Linked DNA regions of Mus musculus: all the other regions are linked to region 1. A link is a loop called in an ENCODE intact Hi-C map of the cell type or tissue named here. Cell type or tissue: heart. All regions are shown on one strand. Each heading gives the region's core, and the rest is flanking DNA. Links, peaks and the distances in the headings are about the cores only.

Region 1 (6,424 bases), core at 862-5,861:
TAATAGCAAAGAAAGCAGTGGAAAATAAATGTCTAGGAGAGAGTTTAGTATAGGGAAAGGAAACCACATGAGAAGTGAAATCTAAGACTTACTTTTGTATTTGTTCTATCTCTAGACTTTTAATACAGCAGCTGTACTTTAGATGAAGATAAAAAAAACCCCTACCTGTTTTAGCCTAGTGAACTTCAAAACATCCAGCTGAAGGAGACTCAAATGCTTATTTCCTGGACTATATCCAATCTCTCAAACTGGGCAAAAAGAATTTGAGATAAGAAAAGGACTTGCCAAAGAAAACAGTGAATGCTGTCTTGTGCTCTGCAGGAGGAGTTATGCTATCAAGAATAAAAGTCAGGGGGACTGGCTAGGCTTCTTGAAACAAATATTGCTAAGCCTTCTTGATACCAGGATGAATGAATAAAGCAGAATCCTTCGTGTACAATAGAGAGGAACTTCCCCAACACTTTGTTCTTCACGCGTTCAAATGCATAAGGAAGTCTTATTTCCAACGAAATGTTCACACTTACATTTTCTTGCTTTATGACTATCAAGGTATTGGGGAAAGCCCTGAGGTGGGGGTGGGGAGGCTAGAAATAAGAACTCAAGCTGAAGTTTTGTGGACAAGGCACTATATTTAAGATTTGTGGAAGACATAAATAAATAAATTGGGATTAAGGAAAAAGCATTATGATAATGACATTTTTTAATCTTCAAGTCTAAAGAAAACAGACAGCAGTGAGTGAAAGCTGTACTGAGGTAAGGCCTCGAGATTTCTTGAGGAGGAAAAGAGCAGACAATTCAAAGAAGCACAGGCTAGTAGACTGGAACCCAATCGGTCTCTCCTAAGAGGTCTGGAAACACATACCAGGCCACAGTTTTTTGGTTTTTTTTGTTTCTCTCATATCTATTTTCAAAGCAGTTTGGTGGTCAGTGAGAGCTGGTATTTTTAGTTTAAAAAATGTTCATTCTAATTTTGTGTACATTTTAAAATGAAAATAAAATTACATCACTTTCCCCCTGCCCTCCCTCCAGCCCCACCCAGGCATCCTTCCTCCAACCCCTCCTATGCCACCTCCCTACACACATTCTTAAAATAGTTTTAATTGCTTTTTTGGGCTTTGTTGTTTGTGGTGTGTGTGTGTGTGTGTGTGTGTGCGCGCGCGTGCGCGCGCGTGCTCTTGCATGCACTCTCGTGCACTCACATGAGAGAGAGAGAGAGAGAGAGAGAGAGAGAGAGAGAGAGAGAGAAATGAGAGAGAAATGAGAGAGAATAGAATCCAGGACCTTGTGCACATTAAGCAGTCATTCTCTGGTCTAGGTCCTATCTAGCTTCTTGGATTTTACTAATTAACAGGCCTGTCTACAATTATAATATTAGCAGTTTGGTTACTTTAGCAAAATGGACTAAAACAATCTGGCAAAATCTGTAGCCTGATCACTAAGAAAAAGAATATGTTCTAAACTCATGGACATAGATTTGAGAATTGTGTAAGGCTGTGAATTAAAGGTTTTTGAAAAATCAGGCTTATATAAAATAGATGTAAAAATACATGCTTCAATACTTGATCCTCTAAGACAAAGATATACATAGCAGACCACTAGCAAAGATGGTGAAAAGGGAGACAGGCCGTGGGTACTCACTGTGTATCAGGTACACTAGCACATGGTTTTCTCTCTACATTTTTAAAGTAGGTCTAACTGTCCCAAGTTCCACTATACTACCTCCATGAAACAGTGATTTTATTTTACAGATGAGGAACCTGAGACAGAGAAGCAATTCCCGGATGTATTTAAACAACCGTCTAACTGGAACTTCAACCTTGAACCAACCGCAGCCTATGTTTTTGGATAAGGAAGTGTTCGAGTTTGAAAATGTCAGGGCTGAAACATTTCTCAAGAACTTGTGATGATCTTGGCTGTCACCATGCTTTCAGTTGATAAGAGGTGCATTTTTAACAAATCATAAACTGACTCATCTTCCAGGTTTCTTAGCCCCACGGTTCAAACATTTCTTGTACTTCAAATGGTGCCTTTCACAAACCTACTATTTTAAAAAGTTTTGCCACTTTTAAAGATTATCTTTTCCGTTAACATTAACATAATTTGAGATATCCATATACTATGTGAGAACTCCTAAGAGTATATTCGCACATCCTCTGTTGTAGGCTTGCTCTTCATCACCCAATTTCATTATGTGCATTATAGGCAGCTTTACAGCTTTGTTTTCAGTTCGTCGGTAATAGTTTATCAATGTATTGAGAGCTATCAGAAATTTACCAGAGTTTGTCATAAAAGTTGAATATGCAACTGTTTAATTAGAACTAGGTAATTAGCAAACATCGTTAGTACAACTTATGTGATACGTTGTATGATTAATGTTAATAGTAGGATGTACATTTTATAGAATTCGCTGTAATCTGGTTTATCATCTCTATATTCCAATTTTTTTAAATTAAAGCTTTTTAGTTTTCAACCAATGATTTTATACTAACCTTTAATATTATGAAACACAGTAATGAATTCTCATTATTTACTTCTGCTGGGAATATTGCTCAGCTGGCTGAGTATGCACCAGGCCCTAGGTCCCTGCACCTAGAATACAGAGCCATGAAATTAACTCGTAAGGAAAAAAGAGGTAAGGTGTATTCCTACACGACATTCCCAAACGCGTGCATTCATCCTGAATTAAAGAGACAAGGTGCTTCCAACTTGAGATAGAGAAAGATTGAGAGGGGTAGTTTCCAATTCACAAGGCAAGGAAAAAACTACACACACCTATCCCACGAGATCCGCCAGGCGGGTGGTGGACGCCTTTTGCGATTCTGTTTTTGACATCTCTGAAGATGTCTATCCTGATCTTAGCAATGTCCCTCCACGCCCCGTTGGCGGCCGGGACTAAGATCCAGAAACCCGAGGCACCTGCGGCTCTGACCGAAACTACGCCGGCCGACCTTTCTCTCCAGCTAAACTAGATCTCCCTGACAGGCGGCCTGAGAGTCTCGCTTCGATGCCTAACAAACACTGGCTACGCGGACCCGACGCTCCGCAAAGGTGGGCGCTGCTGCAAGGGGGCGTCCGGCTCGGCAGTCAGTGTAGGAGACCCGCCAGCCCTGCCTCGCTCTGAGTCTGCGCACGCGCGCGGTGGTCATTGGTGGGGGCGACTAGCCTGCAACAAGACCTCAACCGGGATGAGCCTTGCCGCTTCCGGAAGGGGCGGGGCCTGGGTAGGACACGCCCCGGCACGCAGCAACCGAGGGGGTGTCCCGCCTTGCCGAGTTTCCGGCGCTCTCCCCCGCGTCCCGCGTCCCGTGGTCTCGCCCGCCCCCGCTGCCATGTTGGATTGTGCGGCTGCCGCCGCCGCCGCTGCCGCCGCCGCCGCCAGAGGACTGGAGGAGTAGGGAGTTTAGCGCAGCCGCCGGAGTGCTAGGACAACGACCATCCAGCCGGAGCTGAGCAGGGCGGGAGCCCGGAGCTTCCCTGTCGGCGCGCGGCCCGAGGGCGCCCGCCGTCATCTCCTTCCCTCGGCCTCCGCGCGCCGGAGGAGCGACGACGGGATGCTGCGGCTGTGACCGCCGGCTCGCGCCCCTGTCACCCAGAGTGGGACCCGAGTGCTCGCCCGCCGCCAGAAGTGACGACCCTGGACGCTCCACCCCACCGGCGACACCATGAGCTCGGGCCAGCAGCCCCCGCGGAGGGTCACCAACGTGGGCTCCCTGCTGCTCACCCCGCAAGAGAACGAGTCTCTCTTCTCCTTCCTCGGCAAGAAATGTGTGGTCAGTAGCCGAGACCCCCCTGTCGCCACCCCCCAACGTCTACTGGCGGGTTCGGGCTGGGGGGGAACGGGACTCAAGGGTAGGAGGGAGAAGGGGGGCAGGCTCGGCACGGCTGGGGTGCTGCTGCGGGCCAGGCCTCCAGCCTCCCGGGCCCTGGGGCTCCCCTCACCCAGCTCTCCGGGTGCAGGCCTGCCCGGCCCGGAGCCACCTCCCCCAGCTGCTGGAGAACAAGGGAGTGTCACCTCCATAGGCCTGCCCAGTAGCCCAGGTCCGCCGGGCCGGGCCGGGTCCGTGCCCTTGCTGCAGGTTCAAACTTTACTCTAGACCACAAGGGGATTTTGTTCGTGCATCAGCAGCTTAAGATCTCAGGACAGGATCCCAGCATTGGCCCTTGCTTCACTTCCCACTTCTGGATCTGGGTTATCTTCTTTAACAATGCTAGAGGTTTTAGGAATGAATAGATGGGGAAAGAAGCGAATTGGATTTTCGGTCCGCCTTAAGGATTCCGGGAGAGAATAAAGTGCAGTGCAGGTTCATGGACACTTAGGATCAGAGCAAGGGCAGGAAATGCGCCTGCTCCCAATTGCAAAAAACAAAAACAAAAAAACAAAAACGGGGTTTATTTCTCCAGCAGAAACTAGGCCTAGTTTCTGCTCTCCGCCCCACTGTGGGTTTTTCTTTTCCTCCCTGGCGTTGTGGGGTGGGGTGTAGGGTGCTGTTCGCTCCCAAGCCATGCGTAGGGAAGCGACAGTTTCTAATAGCTCACGGCCTTTGGGATCAAAAGTGGTTCTGAGTTTGGTGCTGTGAGGAGGCCCATTCCAACCCCAGATGGCGGATTGGGAGCAAGCAGTTCTGTGGGAAGGGGAATGGGTGTTATTGACGGAAGCATTCATTACGTTGGCTGCAGGCCTTTCTGGGGTGGGGAGGTTCTCTGGGTGAAGGCCTTATCTTGATCTTCCTGAGGTGACTGAGTTGAAAGGGGGATTGTTGGAATGCTAGCCGGCTCCCTTTCTGCCGTGTTTGCTAGCTCTCACAGAGCCTGTGCCTCTGGAACCCAGGAAACACCCAGAGAAGTTTCAGCCGAGCTGAACCATTTCATATCCTCCCTTGGCAATGTTGGAGATGTCAGAATCAGACTACACCTGCTGAAGAAGTTAAGAGGAGACAGTTTCTGGAAAGTTACCAGATTAATTGTTAACTTCATGATCTGACTGTTCATATCGACTTTGGGAAACCAAATCATTCCATCGGACTTAAGATGTATTTCTTGTTCTAAAATTTAGACTTTAAAGAACACTGCGTTCACTGACTAAAGTAGAAAACAGTGGTTCAAAAAAAGAAGAAAAAGAGTTTGGGAGAAAATTTACTTTAAAGATGAACCAAGTCTGTCCTCTATAGTTCTTTAAACAAATGAGAAAATGGAGCTCTTGGCCCCAAGTCACATAGTAATTTAGGAATGTAACTGGAACTATATGCCCAGTTACTTTGTACTTTCCACTACATCATGTTGTTTGGTGAGGATTTTGTTCCCCTTATTGATTTGTCTCTCAAAGTGGTGTTAAAGGAATAACTACTTCATTTTTTACATAAAATTAATAGAAATAAAATGTAAATTTCTTAAAGCAGCATTAATTTTTGCATAATTTTCAGTTTAGGGAAATCTTTTTATTTTATTTTTATTTTAATATGAGCTGCCTGCAAGCAGGGTAGAGGTCATCTTTGCTGGTCTAGTACCTTTAGTGTACAGTCTATCAAACATTAAGTAGCTCACTGTGTTCACATACCAGGCCCGTGAACTTCAGGCATGGCAGACATTCATTTGTGTTCTAGTATATGCGTTGCTCAGAGCTTACTGTAGTGTTTACCCAGGGTTTCAAGGAAATGACAGATGTGGGAGTATATTTCGATAGACAAAGATAACACGGCTCACTGTAAGCATAAGTGGGTTACTGAAATGGTTACAAGTAGTCAGTGCTCAATTTCTTTACATCATATATTATTAATCAACTTTACCTTTTGAATTGCAGTAACTTAAAACCACATTGTTGTTGCTTTCTTGTGAAAATTACTGTAAAATATGAAGCCTTTGGCTTAATAGAGAGCAATGTAAAATTGGTGTTATGGAATAATCCTAATAGGCTTTGCTCAGAGGGTTTTTTTGTTTGTTTTGTTTTGTTTGTTTGTTTGTTTTGTAGTTTAAAGCAACAGTGAAATAAATGCATTCTCATAAATCAAGCAGCAAATTTACAGGTCAGAACAAATATAATAAGCAGATACATTGAGAGCTCTATCTACAAAGTTAAGAAATGAAACCATTATATGGTGCCAGATTTTAAGTAAGTTCTTCATTCCTTCTTTCATCGAACAAACCTGCATTGGGTAATTGGATGTTGAGGTCAAAAATCAAAATTGATGCTTGCCCTCAGGGAACTTGGTGTTTGAAGAGGGAAACAACACGTAAACTGATGAGTCAGTCAGTCAGTCAGTCCTTTACAAGACCGACAAGATAGCTTTGTAGTCTAGTCAGGCAGTGTGGGTTTAAGCTCCGGGTCAATTTGAACAAGCCTCTTTACTTTCCTGCTCTGTCTTTGCTTTTCCTACCTGTAAAGTTAGAATGCTGTCTCATGTAGTGGTCATGCTGGTAGGGAGTATAT
Region 2 (6,424 bases), core at 931-5,930, 77 kb after region 1:
AATATTTATGTTAAATGACATAACTATTTACTCTTAAAACCCATTTCTATGGGTCCTCTGAGACCACCCTTAAGAGATTTAGTAGACAGTATTTAATTTCAATAAGTGCAAAGAATCCCAAAAGTCCAAAATGGGCACCAATGCCCTGATAATCTGATAATCTATGAATGTCTTAAGCTGCCTAAAACCTGCCTCTTGCTTTCTCTCTCTGCAGCTTCTTCACCTCAGTGTTTGTTCGGCTCACACATCCTCAGCCCCCACTCGCTAGGCCCTGGGAGTTTCAGCTGCTCTCTCACCGGGTTCTGCTGTGTAAGGGTAGGTCTCGGCTCCTTTCCTCTAACAGCCTCTGAATTCCTGCTTTATTTCTGGTTGTTCTCCTTTGCCTCAATTTGACTTCACGCTGCTTTCATTCTCTCGGTTAGAGCCAGCAATGGAATAAGTCTCTCTTATGTTCTGCCTATTGTCACCCCCCACCCAGCACCTACCCCTCTGCCCCCATTTTCAGCCTTTTAAGAACACAGATCTCACCAGATCATCCTCTACCTGAGTGCCTCCCATTGTTCTTAAAGCTGAACCTTTAGGCAGGAGTGTGGCTCACCTTTCCTGTCTGGCTTGGATCGCCTGCCAGAACCCCACACTTGAGCCATGCTAGTGTGAATGTGAGCCACTCTGGGCTGCTCTGCTCTTTATCCACCGCACTTGCTCCCTCTCAGCCTGTATAAAGCCTTGCCTGCCTCTTGGGCCGCACTCAGGCCCGCATGTGCACATGCCCTGAGGCCCCAGTTTCTGGATGCCTTGCACTTGGGATTGCTTGTTTAAGTCAGGTCTTAGAAGGGAGAATGCTGTTCTGAGGGCAGGAGTAGTGGCTGCTCCACTCACTGTCTCTGAGGCCTAGCACAGTTAGTTATTAAGTGTTCAGGGAGTGTTTTTTTTAATTTATTTTTTTAATTAGGTATTTTCTTCATTTACATTTCAAATGCTATCCCAAAAGTTCCCCAGACCCTCCCCCCCCCCCACACACACACCCCTACCCACCCACTCCCACTTTTTGGCACTGGCGTTCCTCTGTACTGAGGCATATAAAGTTTGCAAGACCAAGGGGCCTCTCTTCCCAATGATGGCCTACTAGGCCATCTTCTGATACATATGCAGCTAGGGACACGAGCTCTGGGGGGTACTGGTTAGTTCATATTGTTGTTCCACCTATAGGGTTTCAGATCCCTTTAGCTCCTTGGTTACTTCCTCTAGCTCCTCCATTGGGGGCCCTGTGATCCATCCAATAGCTGACTGTGAGCATCCACTTCTGTGTTTGCTAGGCCCCAGCATAGCCTCACAAGAGACAGCTATATCAGGGTCCTTTCAGCTAAATCTTGTTAGTGTATGCAATGGTGTCAGCGTTTGGAGGCTGATTATGGGATGGATCCCCAGGTATGGCAGTCTCTAGATGGTCCATCCTTTTGTCTCAGCTCCAAACTTTGTCTCTGTAACTCCTTCCATGGGTGTTTTGTTCCCAATTCTAAGAAGGGGCAAAGTGTCCACACTTTGGTCTTCGTTCTTCTTGAGTTTCATGTGTTTTGCAAATTGTATCTTGGGTATTCTAAGTTTCTGGGCTAATATCCACTTATCAGTGAGTGCATATCAAGTGACTTCTTTTGTGATTGGGTTACCTCACTCAGGATGATACCCTCCAGATCCATCCATTAGCCTAAGAATTTCATAAATGTATTGTTTTTAATAGCTTAGTAGTACTCCATTGTGTAAATGTACCACATTTTCTGTATCCATTCCTCTGTTGAGGGATATCTGGGTTCTTTCCAGTTTCTGGCTAGTATAAATAAGGCTGCTATGAACATAGTGGAGCATGTGTCCTTCTTACCAGTTGGAACATCTTCTGGATATATGCCCAGGAGAGGTATTGCTGGATCCTCTGGTAGTACTATGTCCAATTTTCTGAGGAACCACCAGACTGATTTCCAGAGTGGTTCAGGGAGTGTTTTAAAAACAAACAAAACACCACAAAGCAGTGGGACAGGAGTGATTTAGTCATGTAAGTGAAAATGGATTTTTCAAAATGGCAGAAATCATGACAATTACTTGGTATGAGATAATTGAAAATTTTTGTGTTTTCTGAACTACTCATTTTTTAATTCACTGTGATCAAACCCAACACTACTTCTCCTTCTCCTCCTCCTCCTCCTCCTCCTCCTCCTTCTCCTCTTCCTCCTCCTCCTTCTCCTTCTCCTCTTCCTCCTCCTCTTCCTCCTCTTCCTTCTCCTCCTCCTCCTCCTCCTCCTCCTCCTCCTTCTTCTTCTTGTGGGGCTAATGGGTTTTGCTTTATTATTAGATTTGTATTCATCAGAGTCATCCCCTGAGCACACTGAAATGCTGTTTCTTTCTTTTATTTTTTAAAGTTAGATATTTTCTTTATGTACATTTCAAATGTTATCCCCTTTCCTGGTTTCTCCTCTGAAAACTCCCTATCCTGTCCCCCCTCCCCCTGCTCACCACCCCACCCACTCTCACTTCCTGACCCTGGAATTCTCCTGTACTGGGGCATAGCGCCTTCACAGGACCAAGGGCCTCTCCTCCCATTGATGAAAGACACATGATATGCACTCCCTGAGAAGTGGATATTAGCCCAGAAACTTGGGATACCTAAGATACAATTCACAAAACGCATGAAACTCAAGAAGAAGGAAGAACAAAGTGTGGATACTTCAATCTTTCTTAGAAGGGGAAACAAAATACCCACGGAAGGAGTTATAGACACTAAGTGTGAAGCAGAGACTGAAGGAATGACCATCCAGAGACTGACCCACCTGGGGATCCATCCCATAAACAACCACCAAACCCAGACACTATTGCAGATGCCAACAAGAGCTTGCTGACAGGAACCTGTTATAGCTGTCTCCTGAGAGGCTCTGCCAGTGCCTGACAAACAAACCCAAGGCTTCTTGCATGCTAGGCAAACACTGCAGCACAATGCTGTACCCCAGCCCTAGGTTCTTCTTGTGTACCAAAACTGCCTTCAGAGAAAGTCTTCCCATTTGCAACAGATTAAGCACCTTCACAAATTTTCTCTTGTTCCCGGACATCTGAACGCTTACACAGGCCCAAGGATCATGGTTTTTGGTCACTCTTCCTTCATCTCTGTGAGATTCACAGCTAAGAACCAGTCCAACTACCTAGGAACATCCCAAAATCAGGAAGATATTTTGTTCATTTCATGAATATCTCATCTATCTATTTATCCATCCATCCATCCATCCATCCATCCATCCATCCATCCATCCATCTATCTCTTATATATTTTGATTAATCCAGGACCCTGTTCATATCAGAGAACCATCCTACCCCTGCTACCCGTCCCCCAGTCCTATTCTCTTTTGAGGTAGGATCTCACCAAGTTTCCTACACTGGCTTGAACTCACTCTGTAGCCTCAATGAAAGTTGAACTTGTGAGCTTCATACATTAGCTGTCAATATGGTTGGAAATACAGGCAATTGCCACTAGGCCAGGCTACTTTTTCCCCACCCCCTAAGTTGCTGAAAAGAACAGAAAACATATATTGCCATCTGTTTGCACAGGAAAATGGAAAATTCTTTTATTCCCACAATGATTTAGGATGTTTTACCTGCTTTATAATTACTATTATTTGAAGCTTTATCAAATCCTCTCCACCCCCTGTGCAAATGCAAAGCTACCTCAAATCAATCTAACATGTTTTCCACTTACAAAGAAGGGTTTGCAGTGCCCCCCCTCCTGCCCCCACTCCTTACAGATGGTTTGTAACAAGGCTGAAGTAGTTCCTAAGGAAGCCAAGCTTCCGATTTTGCTCAGTCTGTTTACTGGAGCCTCTCAGAAGGCTAGAGAAAGACTCCCAGGGGAGAAGGTCAGAGATCCGCCAGGCTCTGGACAGACAGCAAACCACAGGCCCCGGGGAACAGCTGAGAACTGGCAATTCCCTTATCAAGCCTGTACTCTCAAGCTTTGGCAGACTAGCAAGTCTTCCAGCTATGCCAACTTGGGGTGGAGAGTGTGAGTCAAATTTAAAATTATTAGGGCTATTTATAATAACATCACACAATTGTATAACATTTATAGTTTACAAAACAGTTTTTATATAGCCAGTGTGCCAAGCAGTCTGTATTCCCTCTCTGTTCATGTGTATTCTCACACTGTGGGGGATAACACTTGATGAATAAATATGATTTATTCCATTTTACAAAAGATAAGAAACGGGATCTGGGAATTTAAAGATATCTTTGCATTCATCCAGCTAACATGTGATGAGCGTGATCATGTTCTTTAAATCATGCTGCTTCTCACACTGGGGTTACTAGCTTTCTCATTGTAAAATAGATCAAAATGAAACACTGAACTTGGGAATGGAGCCTCTATGGCTGTTGGTCATGTATAGGTGATCCTGTGTTTCCCTAGCTTAAACATATATAAATCATTTTAATGTGTGTAAATGAAAAGATGAACTGACTGTGTTAAAACTGTGAAAATAAAAAAATATAATTTTGAGGGAAAAATCCAAAAATAGGAGAGAAAAAAACTGAATGCTATCGATCAGGCCTTTCTTATACTGCAGACTCTGCGTGTGGAATTCCACTAACGAGACAGGAAACAGATTTTATACACATCATCTGAAGTGCTAATAAGCAATGTTTTCCTTGGGGTGGAGGAGCAGCTCTTCCAGCCATCCCCCAGCTAGCCGGCATATAACCCAGAGAGCTGTGTCACCAGTGGGGCAGATGTGCTCACCTGCGGTGTAAGGACCAGATACCCACATTATGGATACTTTCCAGGCAGGTCTCTTCCCTTCGGGGCAGCCTCTGCTTAGAAGCTAGCCCAGCCAGGAAGCAGTGACTCAAGTCCTTAGGTCCCGTTGTGAAGGGGGGGGGGGGGGGGGGCAGAAGGGTCAGAGCAAAGTATGTAGAGAATGCCTCTGCGCCACGGACACTGGGGCTCTTTCTTTAACAGTTCTGTTGGAGAAATCCGAAGCACTGTGTCTTCAGACTCACAGCTGTAGCTGACCTTTCCTTCCAAGGTTCTCCTGACTTCTTGAGATTCACAGTCTTTGAGGATTCTCCCAAGATGCTCACACTTTTCTGCAATACCCACCCCCACCCCCCACCCCCACACCCCCACACCCGTTTCCTTATCTGGAGTTATTTTCCAAGGTTATTGTATGATTCTTTGCCAGTTCACACCCTTCACAGGGCAGGAAATTCTTTCAACTCTTCAAGTTACACATTTGGATGTGTGTGTGTGTGTGTGTGTGTGTGTGTGTGTGTGTGTGTGTGTGTAAATGCCCTTTGAGGACCAGTATGAAAATATCAGCAGCTGGCAAAAAGCGAGCGCTGCTGATCTGAGATGTGGGGTCAATGGAATTGGTGAAAGCAGCAGGCATGTCACATGTGGCCCTGAGGGTGCACATCTTCTGCTCTTAATGGTCTTATCAGCATAGCAACAACAAAATATACCAGTCTACCAGGACAAGATCCATACACTTTTTCTAAGCCAGAAGATAGACCACTGTTTAGGCAGGAGCACCTAAGCAGTCTATAAACACTGTCACTCCATGTCAGGGACATATTTCCCCTCTTCTTTCTTTTAAAGTGACTTTTTAGGTTACAACTTATGATTATAAAACTCATCTACTGTAAGTTTAAAGTTAAATGTTTTTTTTTAAATAAATAAATTTACCAACCTGTGTCACCATCATCAAAAGCCAAGTTCTGAACATTTCCTTTGGTCCTAAAATATTTTTTATGTCCATTTGCAATTAACTGTCTCCTAACACACAGGCCCAGTCATCTCCTAATATGTTTTCTATCTGTGTCTATTATCCATGTTTGAATATTTTAAATGGCTGTTACCATACTGCCTGTGACCACCTGGCTTTCACCATGTGTTTGGGGAGTTCACCCACCTGGGTTATGTTGACTGAAAGATCTTGACCTGTTGTTGATTGGAGCTCCTTAAGTAGATACCCCTCCTATCCCCACCCCCTTCTCAATGAACTACAACATGCTATAAAAGGAGCTGTGGAGTTGGAGCCAAGGCTCTAAGGTACAGTCTTACATCTAATTTTCACAACCTTCACTAATTGTAGGGTGTATTTCTGTATATAGAATGGAGGAAATTAACCCTGTCCCGCTCTGAGTTTTGTAATAATAATCAAGGGAGAGGAGCATATGACGTGTTCTGTGGCCTGTGACACAAAGGACAAGTGAAGGGTGTTGTACCGAGGTGGTCTTTCTGTGTGCACTAGAACGGACTGGGTCTTTCTCAAGGTCCTGTTCCCATTTCTGTAACAAATGATGATACAATGGAGATGAAAGGAAAATTTAAGATGTTGGTGGCTTTCAGTTTACCACTTTCCTTAACAAAGCCTGTTATTTTTAAACATTT
Region 3 (6,424 bases), core at 510-5,509, 57 kb before region 1:
CACCTTTCAGGGGGAAGATTATGTCTTTATATGAAGCTGTGAGAAAAAATACTGGAAGCTGAATTTTTTTAAACCAAATTAATTACTGTGAAAAGTATAGTGGAGGCAGAGATGAGGTGGGACAGTCAAGAACGCTTTCCTATAGTGACATCTGAACTGGAATCTGAAGATTGAAAAGGAAGCAGCTTTGCAATTATTACCCTCACAGGAAAAGTTCCAGACACACGGAATAGGAGCAAATGTCCTATTGTGCCTGAGAAATATCAGGAAGACCTGTGTGGCTTCAGGTGTGGGAGGAAAGAAAAGGGAACACAGCAGCCATTAGGGAACACAACAGCCATTAGGGAACACAGCAGCCGTTAGGGCAGCAGTGCTCAGCAGGAAAAGCAATGGATTTAGATATATTTAACTCCTGTTCTAGGAACTGGACCCAGAAGCCAGAGCCTGTGCTCCTGGGCAAGCCCTCCACCTCTAACCAGTATGACCAACCCTACAACTTTATCCTAAGAGCACAAAAAGTCATCAATGTATTTTAAACAGATGAAAGATAAGATTCCCTTCGTGTTTTCAAAACAGAACACTGGTTTCTTAGTTTAAAAAGCAAAAGAATGCCAATGATACAAGGAAACTGAATGCAGACATCGAGTTGTCTTTTGATGGAGTTTGAATGATGGAGATAGAAAGACATAGACTAAACACCTATTTGATAAGAAAGTCAGCAGGATTTCCTGATGCATTAGACACAGAGTTAAAAGAAAGGACAGATTTAAAGACAGTGGGAATTAACTAAATTGTGAGGCCACTTATTAAAATGGAAGTGAGTGTGGGGAAAAGTTAAAACTGTGGGTAATCGGGTATTCTTTATTCACTATATTAAATTTCTTATGCTTTCAAAATATCTAAGATACAATGTCAGGCATTCTGGAAATTTTAAGTTAATTTTTCATTGAGCATTTATCAAGCACTTCCAGACATGTAACAGAAACATATTAGAATTCATATGTGTGTGTATATGTGCGTGTGTGTCATTTTACATACAACCATTCTAGCTTGTATTACTACCATTTCAGCTTGAATCTTCTATACATGAATAGGATAAAAACAAAAACTAAAGCCAGATATGGTAACACAAGCCTGTAACCTGGTCCCTCAGGAGGCAGAGGCAGGAGGATCAGAAATTGGCAGTCATCTTGGATTAAATAAGATGGTGCCTGGGAAAAAAATTAAATAAATTCTAATTCTGTTTTAAAATATTCTAAAATAGCATTTGATAAACACAAATATATAATACAAATTATATAGAAGGGGACTTCTATATAATTCAAATGTTCGGTCTCTCATAGGTCTCAGATCTTTTCTGCCCCTTCTTCAATAAAATCTGTTGTTTATTCATTGCTACTGCTGCAGTTGTTCTAGGGGCAGTAACTGAAGTTTTTGGCTATTGAGAGAAAATCTCATTGAACTCCTGATCTCCCTGACTCCACCTTCTAAATGCTGACTAAATAAGCCTTTTATCTTTATCACATTAGATCCCTCAACCTATTTACAGTACTGGAAATTAAACTCAGGGCCTCACATATACTGGACACACTGCAAAGAAGCTACACCTTAGCTCAGGGATGAACTGTTTAAGTAGAATAAGTGGAGGTCCCAAGAGCAGGGAAGAATCAAGGGTCTTGAGCGTAATGTTCTTAGCCTATTCATATTCTCATACAGTATTCTTTGCCCACATCTCAAGTTAATTTTATTTCACACTAAAGTTTATGTATAGGTTAAACTGTGTGTTCTTGCCTCAGTCATGGCCTGGTAATGGTCTTTTGACATCTAGGTCGAATGTTCCCTACTTACTGGTGGTCCAGCTAACTATTCAAAATGTGGCTATATCTCCCATGTGCTATATAGCTCCTCTGAAATATCACTAGGAATCTTGTTCTGCTGTGATGACTTTCGCCAGCAAGCTCTCCTGGTTGGTGCTCCAACAACTTGTAGATCAGTCTAAATCACTTCTGAGCAAAACCTGCTCTGGGAGGCCATATTGGCAGACTTTCCTTTCCCTGAGCAGGGCTGACTATCACAGGACTGCCCCAACTGGTATAGGATTCCAGCTAATTTGCTTCCTCCCTCATCTCAAATACTGAGTGGCAGAGTGTGAGAGTCTTTCTCCACTCTCCATGTTCTCTTCATTAGTTAAAGAATTTCAGGTGGAACCAAAAACTGTATGAGGGAAAACAACACACAGATACATCTGCTTCCCATTCTTCTCTCCTTCCTGTAATTCCTCTGAGTTCAAAAACCCTTGAGAAACCCATGAATGCCTTATAACCTCCATCTGGAAAAGAGACTTTCACTTGCACTATCATTTCATTGGCCAGAACTTGCCCTTTTATACCCATGTAATTATAAGGGGACCAGCAAGGTAAAAGACTAAAAGGAATGTCTTATTTATATCTGTCACAGAATCAAGAACATGATTCCCACACCCAGCCACCTGCCGCCTCCTAATTCCAACTTTCTTTTGCAACGTTGCTTTTAAGTACAAGATAAATATTATCCTTGGATAAAAAAAAAAAAAAAGCTCTACCTTTTGTGGTTGTAAATTAATATTGTAATATATCATTATGAATCTTTATTGGATTGAGGTCATTATCGATATATATTTTAATAAGATTTGTTATGCCACAACAAAATGCCTATTCTTATACTCCTTAGGAATAACATACAAAATAAATAGAAAGGTAAAATTTTTAAAAATCCAAGAGAGACTGAAGCTAAGCTTCTTTATGTGTTGCTACTGGCTGGCCAACTTCCACTGGCAGGTGTACAATTATAAAGCCCTATGGCACAACAGAGTCTTGGATAACAGATTCTTGCAACTTTAAATAGTACTAACAGACGGTAATTAAAACTCACTGTAAAATGTCCTTTCAAACATGGTGCTTCGGGAACTGCAGGGAGGTAGCGCCATCTGGTGGTATAATTTTAGACATTTGTTAAGATTCATATTATCATCAATAAACAATTTTTTTTCAAATTAAAAACTTTCAGAGAACTTTAGAATTGAGACTTGAGAGACAAAATCCTCTTTTCAAGAAACAGGATAAATAGAAGGTATAGAACGTTTTGACATCTGCTGATAGATAGAAAGTGAATCCCGCGTAAATCCAAACAGGCTTTGGTAATGATGGGATAATTGTAAATAGTTCTTATCAAACGGCAGAGTGCCTTGATTTTTAAGAAAGTTTACATTTAGACCGAAGTCCTTAGGTCTGTGTGATTCCTGGGTGAACCAGGAATTCTTAGGAAACGGCCAGCAGGGGGCTCTTCACACCTGAGGGATTTTGTTGTTGAGTTTGGTTTTAGGTTTTTGTTTGGGGTTCTTTAGGGGGACCCGGTGCTTGTTTCTTTGTTTGTTTGTCTGTTTGTTGGCCAATGCTAGAGAAGAGTGGCTGCAATTGTAACGAAAACAATACAAAGTCTCAGCGCTCTATTACTTTAGCAGACGTTTGTGTTGAAACTTTGAGAAATTAATCTTGAAATTGTATCTGATCACTGTTGACAATTTAAGTTAGAGTGGCTATGCTAGTTACCTAACTACCGGCCCACAGGTGCCTTTCCTCTGACTTTGTGCAATCTGTGTTCTGTCCTTATCGATTTACATACGTTAAAAATTTTGTATGGGTAGAAATCCATTTTCATGGATGGAATCGTGCATAATGGCCTCACCTGTGAACATCAATTTTAATTTAACACGATATTTTCAGACTCATCCGTGGTATAGAATGGATGTAATCTCATTCCTTTCTGTGATTAATTACTATTTACTTAGCTGGGTTCATGTCATGTATCCCAGGCTGTCCTCAAATTTCTGATCTACTTCAGACTAAGGTATGCTGTGCTTAATAAAGTTTAACCTTATCATGCCCAGTCCTAAGGACTGAATTTTTTACTAGGAAAGTAAGAGTGGATTCAAAGTCTTTATATTTAAGACTTTATTATTTCTGTGAAATATGTTCTGGCCAGTAAAAAGACAATATGGATTGCGTATAATTGCATTCCTAAAGTCATTTACAGAAGAGACACATAGGCACTTTATCCAGATTTACAATGAGAATAAAAGACAAACCCAACAATTAAAACTTATATTCTGTTCCAACAGTGGTGATTAAATGAGCAGTTACTCTATGCTATGTGGTTTGCTTGTGCAGCAGTGTAATTTATGCAAAAATAATTAGCATTTTTTCCTGTTGTGCTTTTATCAGTTAAAGAATGATGCTTGGTCTCTATGGTCTGGGTCTAATTGTTCATATCATGAGAGGAAGGGTAGAAGGACTCATTTCAAAGTTATCACTCAATTAAAAAATTAAAACTGGATTATATCCAAAAAAGAAAATAAAAATATAAGTTTGGGCTAAATAGCCTATTGATGGAGTTGATTCCACTGCTGAGAATACAAGGAGAATGTGAGTTTAATATGTAGTAATTTCTTTGAATTTTAACATTCAATCCTTAAGAATCAAGAAGCAAAACTTCATGGTCTAGGAAGGAAAGAATTCATGAATCTCAGGAAGTTCCTAAAATTTACCAAATTTACAAAATCTCTCTCTAAGGTTATAGTAAGCAGTATAGTATGCTGGAGAGTGAAAGGCTCCAACCTGTTAAACTGACTGAACATTGTATAGAAAACTCTAGGAATGCAATGTTCATGAACAGTTGTCTAACTGGTGTGAGCTTTTCAGTGACTCTACCTTTGAGTCATCCATGCTATACAAGTGACTCCTTATCCATTCTCCGGTAAGTAACCCCACTAAATTTATTGGTTTGCCAAGTGTCTTTGATAGAATAGTTTCTTTGGTCTGTCATTAGTTGGCTATCTAGGATGAATAGACATTTGTTCACACCTCCTCCAGGAAACTCAATCCACACAGTAGGGTTTCTTCAGGTCCTTAAACTCAGAACTTTAGAGGCAGTTAATTCTAGTATGGAAAGGGATGTTATATGTAAAGATGAGACTTGCCTATTTATTAATGTCTGTGTTCCTAAAATCTTGTATAAATGTCTGTGACTAAGCAGTCAACAACAACAATGACCAAAAAAAGATATTTTGAGTGGACATCACAATAATAATCCATGGAAGTCATCTCTGGTGTCTCAAATAGAAGCAGATTTCAAGCAGTAATGTATATTTCAAAGAATAAGCCACCACCCATATTTACAAAAGATGTGTACCTTCTGCCAAACAGATGAAGCCAAGGGATACTTGTCCACACACTCTCCCATCTTTCTAAGGTGGTATAAGTGTACAAATTTCATAAACTTCAAAGAAGATAACTCTCGTTAATAACTCATGTTGGACTTACCAATGAGGTTGATGCATTGTAAACGCAGGTGGCTTCCTTTAGGAAACAAAGACACACAAATTCTTTGCATCTTACATGCCAAGGGGTTCGTCATACTTTTATATACAAAGTAATTCAGTCATATCACACATTACCAAAGTTCTACTATCTCTTTTTTACAGAAAATGAAATTATCCCTTAAAGTTGAGCTCTTTGCTTATGTTCACACATGCTGTAAGACTTCCTAAATATGAACAATTTAGCATGTTCTGAGTTGTCAACATCATTAAACACAGCACAGATTATCTACATGCCTTAAAAACTAATTCAAAAAGTTTGTCAAATAAACAAATTATTACCTAAAAAAAAAAAAAAGCCAAAATGCATAATAGAATCTATCCTTTAAAATAAACAGACTGGTGTTACATGTAATATATAAAACTATATTTCATACATAAACATACCTCACATCAGTTGGACATAGAGCATATATAAACAATCATATCATGAACAAAATTACAAGAAAGGATTAAATGCAATAAATGCTGCAGGTGCTTAGGGTTTAATAATGGAGATGCAACATCAGGATTACTAGGTGACCTATGAAAAGACACTGTTTCTGATGCTGCTACCTCTTGTGCCCCTTCTAGATCCGTAAACTTCAAGATTCCTAACTTCTCTGTGCTTCAAATTAGCCCCTTAAATACCAATGATAGTCATATGCCCCTATCTTTAATATTATATATCCAGAAGTGCTCGTGAAACATAATGAGCTAAATAAATAAGAACTGTTTCCTCCTCCTCTCATGTGCCATGTCTTCATGATTCATAACACTTTTACATAAACGCATGTGCATACATACACACATAGGATTATACATATGCTTTTATATGTGGTTCTGTTTCTCTAGAGAACTCTAATACAACAGTGTTCCTAAAGAAAGAATTTAGATTAATAAGAAAATATTGAAGGCTATCAATCAAGAAGACTTCAAGATTTATTACCTATGTTTTTTGCTGGCTAATTTTTGAACATTTAAAAAGCAGCAAATAGGTTGAATCCACTGTCTCCTGCGTGAGATATGGTT
Region 4 (6,424 bases), core at 863-5,862, 140 kb after region 1:
AGGAGGAATCACACGGTGTGAAAAAGGGAAGCACCTAGGAGCTGGCCAAGATTTAACCATGCCCCATCAGAACGCATTGTCCCTCACAGATACATTATTTGCTGCATCTTTCTAGTTGTCTAAATCACTTAAGTCTTTTTCTCCAGGCCATACTCCCTGCTGCATCCTTGGTCTTGTAACTGGGAAGTTACAAGAAACAGTTTTGTTTGGTTTGCTTCCCTCCCAGTTTCCCTAAGAGTCTCTTGGCCAGCTCCCCACAGCCAACAAAAACAGCTATGCTCTTAAGATATGATGTATAGTCCACTTAATTTCCTTCCTCCCCATCCTTTGGTGTCGAGCTGCTGTGAACATTCCTGCCATACCTCTTGCTCAGCAGGATTACACTGTAATATATGCACCTTTCTCCAGCCCGTTCTCATTCTAGGTTCTGACAACGCACTGACTCCTTTAACACCTTATTTCTCCAGCCCCGTAAGTCAGTCTCACAGTCTGTATTAAAAATGCATGTGATGGGACACACTTAAGTTACATACAAAGTCACAAGATCGAGTCTTCTTTAGTTACTGACTGCTATTAGCTATGATTGTTTGAATGCCACGTGGGCTTTGAGTCCCTGATACTTTGAAACGGACTTTCTTCCCCCACCACCTACACGATGCTGAGATATTCTGGGCCAGACTCTTTTATGCTGTACGGACAATATTTCATCACAAAGACTGTGCCAAAACATGTAAAAGAACACACACACACACACACACACACACACACACACACACACACACCCCAAACAAAAAACAACCAGCAAAATCCTCCATTATCTAAGTGATGGAAGATTGTCATTAACTTTTGTCACCACCTGCTGGTCAAAAAGCTGTATGGCTCATGGATTAACTGGACCCGGAAGAGGCAGCATTTGAGATGCTTCAACTATATTTGTATCACAGGATTATATGTAGCAGAGAAAGGACAAGTTGTTTAAATATAAAGACTCCTAAGATTATTTCTTTCTTCATTATACGTTATATATTCTGTTTTATTTAATATTGTATACTACAAGCAAGGAAGCTCTTAGACCCCAAAGCTATGTTCACTATGACATTTTGAGGTAGTGGGGGAGAATATGATTACACTATTTACCCAGGCTTTCAAAACATGTGGATTAGTATGAGAATTCCACCCTGTACCATTGTAAAAGCTTATATATAATTTTAGGAAGAATTAGGGAGGTTCTGATGTTTCTTAGCCCCAGTGGTTAACCCAGATCATCTTCATTTCCCTGTCACCTCTGAAAGCAGGCACCACACTGTTTTGTTACCCCATTGTACTGCTCTTTAAATGTCTTGACCAGTGCTGTTAGTAAACATAACATTTTTGTTATTGTTTCTTTCTTTTTTTTCCTTAGTGGAAAATTTCCAAAGAAGTAGGCTTGGCTAGAGTGAAAGGTGGGAGAATGCAGTTTAGTCAGAGCGATCTGACAGTTGAAGGTTTTTCATTTATCCACGAGATGCTCTGGTTAAGTGATTTTGGCCTTGAAACTGTCCAGGGAACAGGACTCTGTTCTGATGAGAAGGCTAGGCTGATCTCATGTCAGGCTTCAGAGTGGCAGTTAAGGAGACTAGGCCTAAATCTTTGTTTCCAAGAACTGGGCAATTCCAAGCAAGTCCAGGCCTCAGAAACTGTCCTGCCACCTGGCCTGAGGCAAGGACAATGAGGTCAGCAGCAGTTCCCAGACCTCCTCAGCTACTTCCTCAGCAACAGCTTCCAGCCCCCAAGATAGTAAAGGAATGTCCCTAGAGATGGAGTAAGATAAGGGTCATCTACCCCAGAATGCCCTAATGTGCTTTAAATCAGGCCTGTGAGTACACTTGCTTGTCTCTCTATCTTGGTAATGGGCGATTCCAACATGCTGGACTTCTGCAGAATAAAACACCTTGTGCTTATATACTATTAGAGTCTGGAGTATCATTCTTCAGTGAAGCATGGATGCTTACACTGACTGTTCCTTCAGGATGCAGCATCCTTTAGCTGGTTCTGTGTAACAACAGTTCTTTACTCGGTCTCACATTTCCACATAAATACCACCCTCTCAGAGACAGGCTGTGCCCTGCTCATTCCTTTTGAAAATGGTCACACTGGACAATTTTACTCATTAATTTTGTTGAACCTCTTTCTGAACAAATGGTATGAGAGAAAATCTCCAAGTGGTTAACTTAATGACTCAAACAGGCCTAGTTAGGTTTTGGAGAGGGGTGTAAACTGTCTGGTTTGGCATTGTTATCACTTCTGGTACAAGCCAGGAATGATAAGTTATGTCCCTTCGGGCAAATGTCCTCACCATTACCTGGGCACCAAGACACTCTCTTTCAGTTGTTTCTCCTAGTTTTGTTTGTTTGTTTGTTTTTGTTGTTGTTTTGTTTTCCTCTGTTGAATCAGAACCCTGGATTTCATTAACTACCTAATTTTGTTAAGATGGAACCTCTCACGATAAAGCCTCTAACCACTGAGAAGCAGAACCACAGGCTCCAGCTCAGGTTGGAGGTTAGAGGGCCTGAAGAGCAAATTCTGTAAGATGTAGTAGGTCGAGAGCTTGGCTCTAGTTCTCCTGCCTCAAACTCCTCTCTGGCATTTTCAAACTTTCCTAAAATCCGCCTTTCCTAGAACTGGGACATTTACTCCTCTGGGTCGGCCATACAGTGCACTTCTACCACCTGCGAACCCAGAACATTCTATTCTTGCAATGTTTGTTAATGCATTCCTAGATCCCCTTCTGATATCACAGATGCCACGGGATGTGTCCCTTTATAGCGAATTCTACTGTCTCTAGCTTAGAATACCACTAGCAAGCTTTCATTCAGTGTGGCCCTCTACAACAGGTTGGTTCAGAAATCTACTTATTTTTGTACCGCATGGAAGCAATCCGTTTTGTAGTACCTCATAGCCTGGATCAGTCAAGTCTGTCTACTCTCGATGTCTTTAGCAAATACTGCCATGCAGACGCTTGAATCCAAAGTTACAAAGAACACATGCATCTTTTATAAAGCCATGATTCCACATTCTAGAACACACTCAACAATGACAGATGTTCTTGGGATCTGGAGGGACAGAGAACAGGGACTATGACCTCATAAACACCCACTGGAACAAAGACTACGACTTCATAACCTTTCATTCATCAGTCTCCTCAAGAGAAAACGGATGCATCAGATGGTTAATTCCACTTTATAATTTCCACTTATGAGTATGCATTCACACACGTGGAGGGAAAGCATTCTTCATGGTGCTCAGGCCTGCTTCCACCCTCATTTCCATAACCTGAGGAAGTCCGGGTAAAATAGCAGTCGAAGGCTGAGCAAAATCAAAGTCCCTGCAGTGACTACGTTGCAAGTTTTTCCGTAGCGTAGCGCTTTTCTTAACCTTTAGTACTCAGAGACGTCAGTCGGTCTCTACTACACCAAAGCCCTGCGTGGAGCCGCTTGTGTGAGCTGCGCAGGCGCAAATCTACCTCTCCTAGGTGGGCGGGAGCTGCCCCTACCCAGCCCGAGCGGTTGGAGCCAAGAGTGTTCTTAGGTGACTCAGGGGCAGCATCGACGCTCGATTGAGCGGGCTTGGGAAAGGTTCCCAGAGGGCTGTGCGCTGGAGGCGCTGGACGCTGTCATGGCGGGCTTGCTGAAAAAGGTGAGCGTGTGGAGGTCACCGTGATGCTGCGAATGGGGACCGTAGGCAGCCGCGTCTCCCTCATCGGTGGGCAGAGACGCTAAGAGGAGGGGTTGGGGGAGTGTTCCGCTGTCCTGGCAGGGGGCGACAGGGTGCGTAGTTGTGTCGGGAGGGTCGGCTAACCAGGGGATTACGGTAAACATCACGGTCCTGTTTTGTCTCTGCACAGACAACTGGCCTGGTGGGGTTGGCGGTGTGCGACACTCCACACGAGGTAAGTGCGACTTTTTGTGTCGTCCTTCTCAAGCAAGACTGTGATCGACCGAACTTGCCCTTGCAAGATTAACGAGACCCCCGTGAGCTCTGGCCTCCGGGGCAGCGCTGAGCTTCGCTGACCCCGTGGCATCCTTTTTGCAATGCCTCCTTTTGCCTTCGCCGTGACCTCTTAATTAAGACGCGTTTCTTCACGGCATTCTCTTAGCGTCAGTGGTGTGGAGTATTCTCAGCTCCCTTCAGAGTCGCATTTTCATTTTCCATCCTTTCCCTACCGACATTTCTGCCTTGCCTTTCGCACACTGGCTGACCCTGTCGTCCTCATGGTTGCCTCCTTCGGTATCCATTGGGGAAACATAAACAACAACCAAGACCAAACAAACCTAAACAAAACCACTGTGATTTATCCCCCCTTTCAGCAATTGCACCATTTCTTTCCTTCCCGTCTACACACATAACTCGAAAGCGTTGTCAGTGCTCACTGTCTCTTACTCCTTGAGTACACTTAAGCGAGGCCCAAACTTTTTTTTTTTAAGGAGTTACCAGTGATGCTAAATTTGCTAGTCAGTTCACATTTCTCGTAATTGTACCGAAAGTGGCATTGAAAATATCCTTACGTTTATTTATTTGTGTGCATGCCAGTGTTTGTCCGTCAGAAAACAACTTTCTGAAGTTGGCTCTCTCCTTGCACCTTGTAGATCCTGGGGATCTTTCAGGTCACGGGGCTGTTGGCAGGCACCTTTGCCCTCTGTGCCCTCACATTGACCCAAGTGAAGCATTTTTGACACTCTTGATAATCTGCATTAAGTACTTTGTTTACTGGATGTCAGAGCTTCGAAGTTTCTTAGTTTGGGATTTTTGTTTGTTTGTTTTATTGTTTATTGTTTCTTTCCCCCTAATTATTTGCCTTTTCCAGTTGTTCCTTCATTTCCCCATGTTGTAGTATTGAAGACCTAGCTCTTAGACAGGTTTTAGGTTTAGGTTGGCTCTCATGGGGTACAGACAACAGTTAACGTTTATATTTCCATATCAAGTACTGACCTTTTATAGTCATGTGTGTGTATGTATGTATTACACACATGCTCTTAGTTGACATCTTCACTTGTGTCAGGCAGCTAGGTAAGGGTTAGCATAGCCAGCTGGGATGTCTCATTTGAAATGGTCCTGGATTGCTTGCATGACCCCACACCTCACTTGCCACTAAGAAAATCCTCTGGGTTGACCCCTGGGTTATGCAGCCTCTGTTCACATCTCATCACCTCCTTGGCTGCTGCCATTTTTTCTGCCACCATCCTTATCCCTGTGACAATTACATTTCTCTTGTAACTGCTTTTCCCTGCTTTCTTTCAGCTGGTTTGCAAGTGCTAAAACATGTTGGGTATGCAAATCTTTCTTTAAAACCCTCCCGTGGCTTTCTATTTTAGGGGTTGTCCAGATGACTTAACAGACCACGCTCCACTGACATGTCTGTTCCAGGTTTCACAAAGACTTTATTTTGCGTTCACTGCTAGAACTCTGACTAGTACATAGTACATAGTGAATACTGAGTGGCTTTCTTGCAGTCTTTATGAACTTCAGACTTGTGGACAACAAAACTCACACTTCTATTTCTAGATATTCTTCCTCTATGGGTTGAATGTCTCTTGATGGTATATGAATTGTTCTGTCCCCAGCTCTGAATTTGGATGTTGTTATTGATATCAAAACCTTCTACTTTCATATTTATCCTAGTAGTGAATTGTGCTGCATTTTTCTGCAGCAGTCTCCAGTTTGTCCTCTTTCGTCTTCCATCAGATACAACTGCGGCTTAAGTCCTTGTTCTTGATCAAATCATTGCGGCAGCTTTATTCCTGCCCTTCCTGATCTGTGTCCATTGTTCTTTAGCTCACGACCACCAGGTTGATTTTCCTTAAACACAAACCTTGTCCTTAAGTCTTTTAGTTTCCCCCACAAAAAGGCCCAAGTGCTTGGACTTGTGCTATAAAACACTGCAGTCTAACTTGTTCTCCCGCTTACTTATTTCCTAAGTGCTTGCTTTATAGTGATTTCTAGTGAGGCGCTCTCCAAGGAGATCTGAGCACCACGTGTGTAAGCTAAGAGTTTTCTAGAAAGTTCTTCTTTATGATGTAACCTAACATTAAGCGTAACTATCACTTCATGATATAATCAGGATGAAAACTAATGCTAGTCTGCAGCCTTTTTTCAGTATATTTTACTTACATCATATTTTAGCCTGAATAATCTCATTTCAAGTATTCTTTAACCGTGTTTACCTACTGCACAGCACAGCTGTAGAGCTATGCACTATTTACTTCATGTTCTTGATGGTTTTTTTGCCATCTATTTCTTTATTACTTCATATATAAATTATTTTTTCCAACATCTTCAAGTTTTCCACTCGCTATCCCCCAAACTCTGTCTCAGATGTATATTTTTTTAATGAACCATTCTATTTTCCGCTGGAGTGATTCTTCCCTTATAGGATGCTAATACTGGG
Region 5 (6,424 bases), core at 884-5,883, 96 kb after region 1:
ATACCACGTGAGCGGCTGTCCGCAGTGACCTCCATCCGGAGGAAGCAACAGCTGAATCAGGATCCGCAGCGTAAGGGGTCAGCTAATCAGTGGGAGAGAGGCGTAAAGGAGAGGAAAGAGCGCTTCAGATGGAGAGGGTGAAGGAAATGTAAAGGTCCTGAGGTTCACAATGGTTCCCATCTAAGAGACTCAGATTCTTGTGGAGCACAGTGAAGTTTTGCTTGTCAGTGAAGAGATAATAGCATGGTCCATCTTTTCAAAACTAAAGTCAATCCATTTAAATGAGTGAGCTTACCATGTCTTGCTTTCTAGCATTTTAAGGACTAACCCCCTTTAAAACTGAACTGTTGATAACAGGTGGTATCCTTTAGAAAGAGGACCATAATAATAATAATAATAATAATAATAATAATAATAATAAAATGAAAACCTCTGGTCTTATAAAACCATAAAGTCTGGGAATTGCTGTAGAAGATGTGTAGCAATGACGTTGCCAAAAGGGGGAGGGGATATGCAGATAGGCTACAGAGGATATGGGTAGGGCAGTTAAAGCGTGGAGGTCTTGGGAGAATTTGAGATGTTTATCCCAAAATAATAGGGAGTGATTTTCAGCAAGGGAATGAGCTATATTAAAGTCTCTGAAAGTTCATTCTGAAGTGCTGTGTGTGGACTCTGTAAGGAACTGGGAAAAAGAAAGGCTAGGAGAGCAAGTCGGGGAAGCGGCACTGTATTGTCTCAGTAGGAGGAAGAACACAGTCAGATGTACAGTGGAATTTGTGGGACTGAGCAGGAAACGGTGGATTTAAGAGAGAAACTCGGTGGCATTTGCTGAGTTGGCATGCTGGGTGAGAAAATAGGGGTGGGGGTATGTGTCGAGACTTATGCCAAGTCTTTTTCACTTGGAAACAGAATTGCCTGTGCTAGTACTGAACTGCAGAATGTAAGAGACAAGTGTTTTGTGAAGGAAGGATTTGAGGACGCGTTGAACTACAGATACCTTTATGTTTAGAAATGTATTACGTCAATGTCGAACAGGTCTGAAGCATAGGAGACAAAAAGTTGAACTTCAGCTGTAAACATCATGGTCCCCAGCAGACTGATCACAACCAAGGCTAGTGAATGGAATTTTCCAGAGAACACAGCGTATCAGAAAAGGACAGAGGACCTGTCTCTAGAGGCCTGCAGGAAGAGGAGCAGCCTAGAGAAGCAGAGGCAGGGAGGTTGAGGGGGAGGACGGAGAGGGAAAAGAGCAGCCTATCAGTATGGTAAAACCTGAGGACTAACAGGAAACTGAGTTAGTGCCGCAAGAATCAACAGGAAGGGGAGCGAAAGTTGTTTATAGAATTTAGCCGCAAGGAAGTTGTTAGGGACTGAGCCAAGGAGCGCTGGAGAGGCTGGCTTACAGGGTGAATCTGCATGCATAAATGAGCTCTTCTAGAGCAGGGGTTCTAATAATAGGTAGGGCAGCAGCTGGCATGTTTGTGGGGCAGGGGTGGTGGTGGTGAGAAACTGGTTATTTACCTTTTAAGCCTAGACTCTCAATATTGATATTCAGTTGATAGGGAGAATATGAAGACTCGTAACAACTGAGGACAATCAATAGAAATGAAAATACAGCATATTACTTATCTTAGCAGCCTAAAAGTCTTTAAGAGTGTACATGATCTTCCCATAGGGACACGACATAGCTACGAGATTCTCAGTGGTGTTAAAATACACTTAAGAATACAAAATAAGAATACAAAATGATTCCAGTGACTTCTCTAGGGGAATCACAGTTAAAAAAAAATGCTTTAAGAATCACATTTTAAAATATAATTTTAAAGTTATATTAACTTTAGCTACTGTCCGTAGAGGTCAAACTCTTTAAATAATAAGTATCTTCGCATCGCCGCCGGGAGAGGAAGCATCTGTATGGAGGCTGGCTGGCAGAGTCGCTGCAGTCCCATAACTCGGCGAATTTTTAATCGGCACAGATGCTTTAGGGAGCAAGGATTCTCTAAAATAAACGGGGAAACAAGCAGAAAGTTTAAAAGTCCTATTGGCTTCCCACGCTAGGTACAGATTGTCTCAGAGTAGCACCCTGTGTATCTCTGAAAATATGCACGTTAGCAGCTGATGACGCTGACCTCAATTCACATTTCAATTAAGTCCTCTAGCCCTTGCCTCCCCTCCGGAGCTGCGCTCCACAAGGACAGGGATTCCGTCTGCATCTGGGCCAGGAGCAAGTCTGGCTCCTGATAGGTGTCCAGTTTGTTAAATAAACAAATGGATTGGATGTTAAATAGCAAATGGCGCTACATTTCTCCTTTATTATTTTGTTTTAGAACTAAATATTATATAGATGTATTTCCTTATTTGCTCTCTTTTCTACTATTTTTTCTGATGAATAATTATCACTAATTATTAATAATTAAAACACCACTGGACAATTTCATAAATCATTCACAATTCAATCTGAGGCCTGTGTCCAGTGTCTGCAACACACTAGACACTAACAGTCACTTATCTGGTGATGGGAAGTATACTTTTCAACCTCTTACTCTTTATTAGGATTATAACACTGATGTTTTATGCCAACAAAAAGAACCCATGAAGGGGCAGCATAGAACAAGGACACAAGTAAACACTGGCTCTGGATTCAGTCAGCTGGGATTAACACCCTGCCTGTGTTACTTTGTGTGACCTTGCACAGGACCTTAACTCCTATAATTAGTATTCTTGTTTACGTAAGGTGGGTAACAATAGTGCCTACTTCATAGGATTGTCTGAAGGCTAAATAGTTCATATAAATTACTAGGAAAACCTTTGACACACTGGGCTATAACATTCAATAAATGTTGGGGGACAGGGGCAGCTCAGTAGCTAATATGTTTGCTCTTCAAGAGTTCATTAGGGAGGCAGAAACAGGAAGTTACTGGAAGCTCACTGGCCAGCTAGACTACCTAATCAGAACCTCCCCTCCAACTCCAAGGAATGACACCTGACGTTCACTTCTGGCCTACACACGTACATACACATTCACTTGACCTGCTACACTCATATGTACACAAACACAAACACAAATACAACAACAAGAAACATTAGAGACTGTTCACTTCAATGATGAAAGTGATCACCTTTTGCTACATTCGATTATAATATTTCAAACTACATTATTTTAATGTTAAAACAAAGTTATCCTTGGTGGCATGTACCTATAATCCCCACATTTGGAGGGCAAGGCAGGAAGGTCATAGGTTTGAGGTCAGCCTGGATACAGAGAGAATTTCAGACTAGCCTGGGCTGCAGAGCAAAACCCCATCTCAAAAAATAAGTTAGGCCATTTTCTACAAACATGAGGCAAAAAGATCATGATCAAAATACGTACCTTCCCACGTTCTATAAGATTGCAATTTTATTTTGTGCCTTAACAAACAAACCACCTTGCCTAGAGCTAGGAGAACCCTGACATCCAGTGGCTTACAAGGCTCACAGCAACCAGCTATCAAGCTGCTGCAGAAAAAAAACACTGAAATCACAGAAAAGCGTCCTAACTTCACTCTTGCCTGGGGTGTCTTTCAAAATCCACCACAACTAGAATTTCATTTACAGAGGTTCACGTAGATCATTACTTCTCAGTTCCTAGAAAAACTTGCGCTACTTATATAACAGCAGTTACTGCAGAGAAAGCCACTGTTATGGAGTAAGACACACAAGGCTCAACCCCTGGCTCTGGGGTTATGCCCAGAACTTTGGAGAATTAACTTATTTGTACTTTAGTGGTGTTTCAGACAAACCGTTTAAGGCTTTTGGTTTTGAAAATTTAAAACATGGGACTAACTAACTACATACACACATAGTTCCAATGCACTTGGCAGTATCAAGTAGACGACCATCTTCGCCTACATCACAGGTTATGAAATAGAGCTTCGTCAGCCACAGAAGATGGTTGCACAGCCTCCCAACCTTCATTCTTCCTTCTCCCATAAGCCACCATGGTTCTCACTTGTTCAGCAATCAGCCCTTTCGAAGTCTCATCATCTAAGTGATCTGTCCCTACATTAATTATAGGACCGACAAAAAATGTGAACTTGGCCCCCCAATGCTGGGATTACAGGCATATGCCTTTGTGTTAGTAGTCAAAGAAGGTTAATTTAAAATTTATAATCAAGTATAACAAAATGTGGTCACTTTTAACATTGAAGCGAATAGCCCCTAATGTTTCATTTTGCTGGGCTTGCGTGTGTGTGCCACATGAGTGCGGCAGTGAAGTGAGTGAGTGTGTGCATGTGCAGGTCAGCAGTCAACAACAGATGTCATGGTCTGGGGTTCTCCTTTGGCTAGAGGGTTAAAAAGTTACGGGATATTGTCTGAATATTATATGATCTTTAAGTTCTTCCTCTATTCATTTTTATCATGTCAATTAATTATTAAAGAGCCCACATTTCTATGTTTTCCCATGGTTGGAATGTATTGCCAGGATGTAGCTCCATTTCCTGTTGTCTCTTCTGTTCTGTGAAAGCTGGTAGCTGAATCCAGAGATTGATCCTACTTATGTCTGATCTCTGGCAAATTTCTCTTCTCTGGGACCTCCACCATATGATACTGGCAATAGCCAAGGTATAACAAACACACCCATTTGTTTATTCAGGGTATAAAATGATAGTTATATGAATTTGTATATATTATTTGCGACACTTCATAAAGAGTTTTTTCATTTTGTTTTGTTTTGTTTGTTTGTTTGTTTGTTTGTTTTTGTTTTTGCTCATCTATTTCTGGTTACTTGTGACATGTTTCACATAAACAAGGCAGAAAAATGGCTTACGTGTTTCTAACAAATTTCAAGATAAGTTGATTTTTTTTATAAACTCTTTGAAATGATCAGGTTTTAAGGCATCATATATTTAGACATTTTGGACACATTAGTGTTACTCATTGAAACAACTGAGTTTTTGAAACTTGAATGGTCCTGTTTGGCCCCTGAGAGTCTCTTTAGGATGGCTCTGGGACGCCTCTGACCCAGTTCTGATGGCCACTGAGTTTCGTGGCTGCCTGATCTGGGCAGAAGCTCCAGGTTCATTCTTACAAATTTCCTCCCTCAGATCTGGAACCATCACTTAGTATTTCTTTTTGTAGGAACTGACATTTCCATACCAAGTTTTCTGTGTGAGAAGGATGTTCAGAGCTGGTATTGTCATTGCTAATTGTAAGCTTCTTTGAGAATAGAAAAACACACTCATATTAACATTCACACCAACACACACACAGAGACACACAGACACACAGACACACAGACACACACACACACACACACACACTAAGCAAATAAAATTTAAAGTAAAGGAAATATCTGTTTTTACCTATTATTTGGCGTATTTCTGGCCATTCTCTCTGTACTTCTAGCACAGACTTCAGTTTTGCACACAGAGGGACGTAATCCATGTAATCTATCAGTATGCGGACAATGCCGCCCACCAGGTGCTTCATCCACGGAACTGTAATAAACTCACAGAACTGAGAAAAATGATAACAGTTAATTCAGTGGTATTTTAATGTATCATATGCATGACCAGTACTATATGAAAAGTTACTCCTTGTCCTTTTACAAGAAAGAAACTATTCATGATTATGATTAAAAAATGAAAAAGCAATGCCATTTGAACTATTGTTACTTTGAACTAATAGTACTAGATGCACTTTCATGCTTCTGTTGGGATCACAGTGAACATGACCTTGATGATTTTTTTCTCTCTATTCCTAATACTCCACCAAGTGGGCACAGGTGAATGATTGCATTTTAAAATTATTTGACACTGTGTTTCTAACTCAAGAAAAGAAGTAGCCTTGATTCCTGGGCCTCTTTATGCTTAGTTGTCTACAGTAATAAGAAGACAGAGAAGCATATAAATCAACATTTACTTTCTTTGCTCTAACATCCTTAAATGTAATGACATTTTATGGGTCTCACTAGAGACAGCTACATCTGGGTCCTTTCAGCAAAATCTTGCTAATGTATAAGCAACATACTCTTGATCAAATTTGGCAGTCAATGAATAAATCAAAAGGGTTAAGAATATCAAAATGTCAAGATTCCTGAGAAAAATTAGTTGAGGTACTGATCTGAAAGAAGAAGGAAAGGAACTCACCGGATTATCTTTTATTATGCATGATGTCCACCCTGGCAGTCCCTCCTCCTCAGTCTCTGACCACACAAATGAATTCCCAAAGATGTTTCCGTGCATGCAGTCAAAACATAGCTCCACTTGGTAACCATTATTCAGCAGGAGCCTCAGCATAATCTCATCATTTAGGGCATACTGAATGGCACTGGGGAAGCGAGTGTCATTCACATGCATAAAATAACAATTGACGTTAGCCCCATAGGAGAGAAGCAGCCGGACGATTTCATGTCGATTGGCCCTCACCGCCACAAGGAGACAGT

The links. Peaks named below come from ENCODE experiments on the same cell type or tissue, not always from the same donor. Only the 100,000 strongest peaks of a DNase experiment are listed, where the experiment ranks them.
Region 2: a loop joins it to region 1, with 2.4 times the contacts of the local background. A loop is called at or near these places in 2 of 42 quality-filtered maps.
Region 3: it touches region 1 in a loop (2.5-fold over the local background); 2 of 42 quality-filtered maps call a loop at or near these places.
Region 4: it touches region 1 in a loop (6-fold over the local background); 9 of 42 quality-filtered maps call a loop at or near these places.
Region 5: a loop joins it to region 1, with 2.7 times the contacts of the local background. A loop is called at or near these places in 2 of 42 quality-filtered maps.

The regions. Positions count from the first base shown.
Region 1 is chr6:24,661,882-24,668,305 of GRCm38, reverse strand. Wasl (WASP like actin nucleation promoting factor) reads left to right here and starts at 3,311. Exons shown (of 11, transcript NM_028459.2): 1 at 3,311-3,770. The coding sequence starts at 3,663. In heart, for the core only: a CTCF peak has its summit at 3,370; DNase peaks (open chromatin) are centred at 3,175, 3,915 and 4,695; H3K4me3 peaks cover 3,396 bases; H3K27ac peaks cover 2,475 bases.
Region 2 is chr6:24,584,576-24,590,999 of GRCm38, reverse strand. No RefSeq gene overlaps it. Among named protein-coding and RNA genes, the nearest start is that of Lmod2, 10 kb to the left of the region's middle. In heart, for the core only: no CTCF peak of the experiment used is centred there; DNase peaks (open chromatin) are centred at 3,909, 4,779 and 5,369; H3K4me3 peaks cover 640 bases; H3K27ac peaks cover 1,733 bases.
Region 3 is chr6:24,718,404-24,724,827 of GRCm38, reverse strand. No RefSeq gene overlaps it. Among named protein-coding and RNA genes, the nearest start is that of Hyal6, 12 kb to the left of the region's middle. In heart, for the core only: CTCF peaks have their summits at 2,990 (motif pointing left) and 3,295 (motif pointing right); no DNase peak of the experiment used is centred there; H3K4me3 peaks cover 219 bases.
Region 4 is chr6:24,524,777-24,531,200 of GRCm38, reverse strand. Ndufa5 (NADH:ubiquinone oxidoreductase subunit A5) reads left to right here and starts at 3,511. Exons shown (of 5, transcript NM_026614.3): 1 at 3,511-3,675; 2 at 3,884-3,928. The coding sequence starts at 3,655. Asb15 (ankyrin repeat and SOCS box-containing 15) reads right to left here and starts at 3,057. Exons shown (of 10, transcript NM_080847.3): 1 at 2,932-3,057. In heart, for the core only: a CTCF peak has its summit at 896 (motif pointing left); a DNase peak (open chromatin) is centred at 3,540; H3K4me3 peaks cover 2,347 bases; H3K27ac peaks cover 1,840 bases.
Region 5 is chr6:24,566,194-24,572,617 of GRCm38, reverse strand. It overlaps Asb15 (ankyrin repeat and SOCS box-containing 15), which reads right to left. Exons shown (of 10, transcript NM_080847.3): 8 at 6,129-6,424; 9 at 5,343-5,496; 10 at 1-1,999. The coding sequence ends at 1,842. Among named protein-coding and RNA genes, the nearest start is that of Lmod2, 28 kb to the left of the region's middle. In heart, for the core only: a CTCF peak has its summit at 3,453; DNase peaks (open chromatin) are centred at 1,297 and 2,117; H3K27ac peaks cover 640 bases.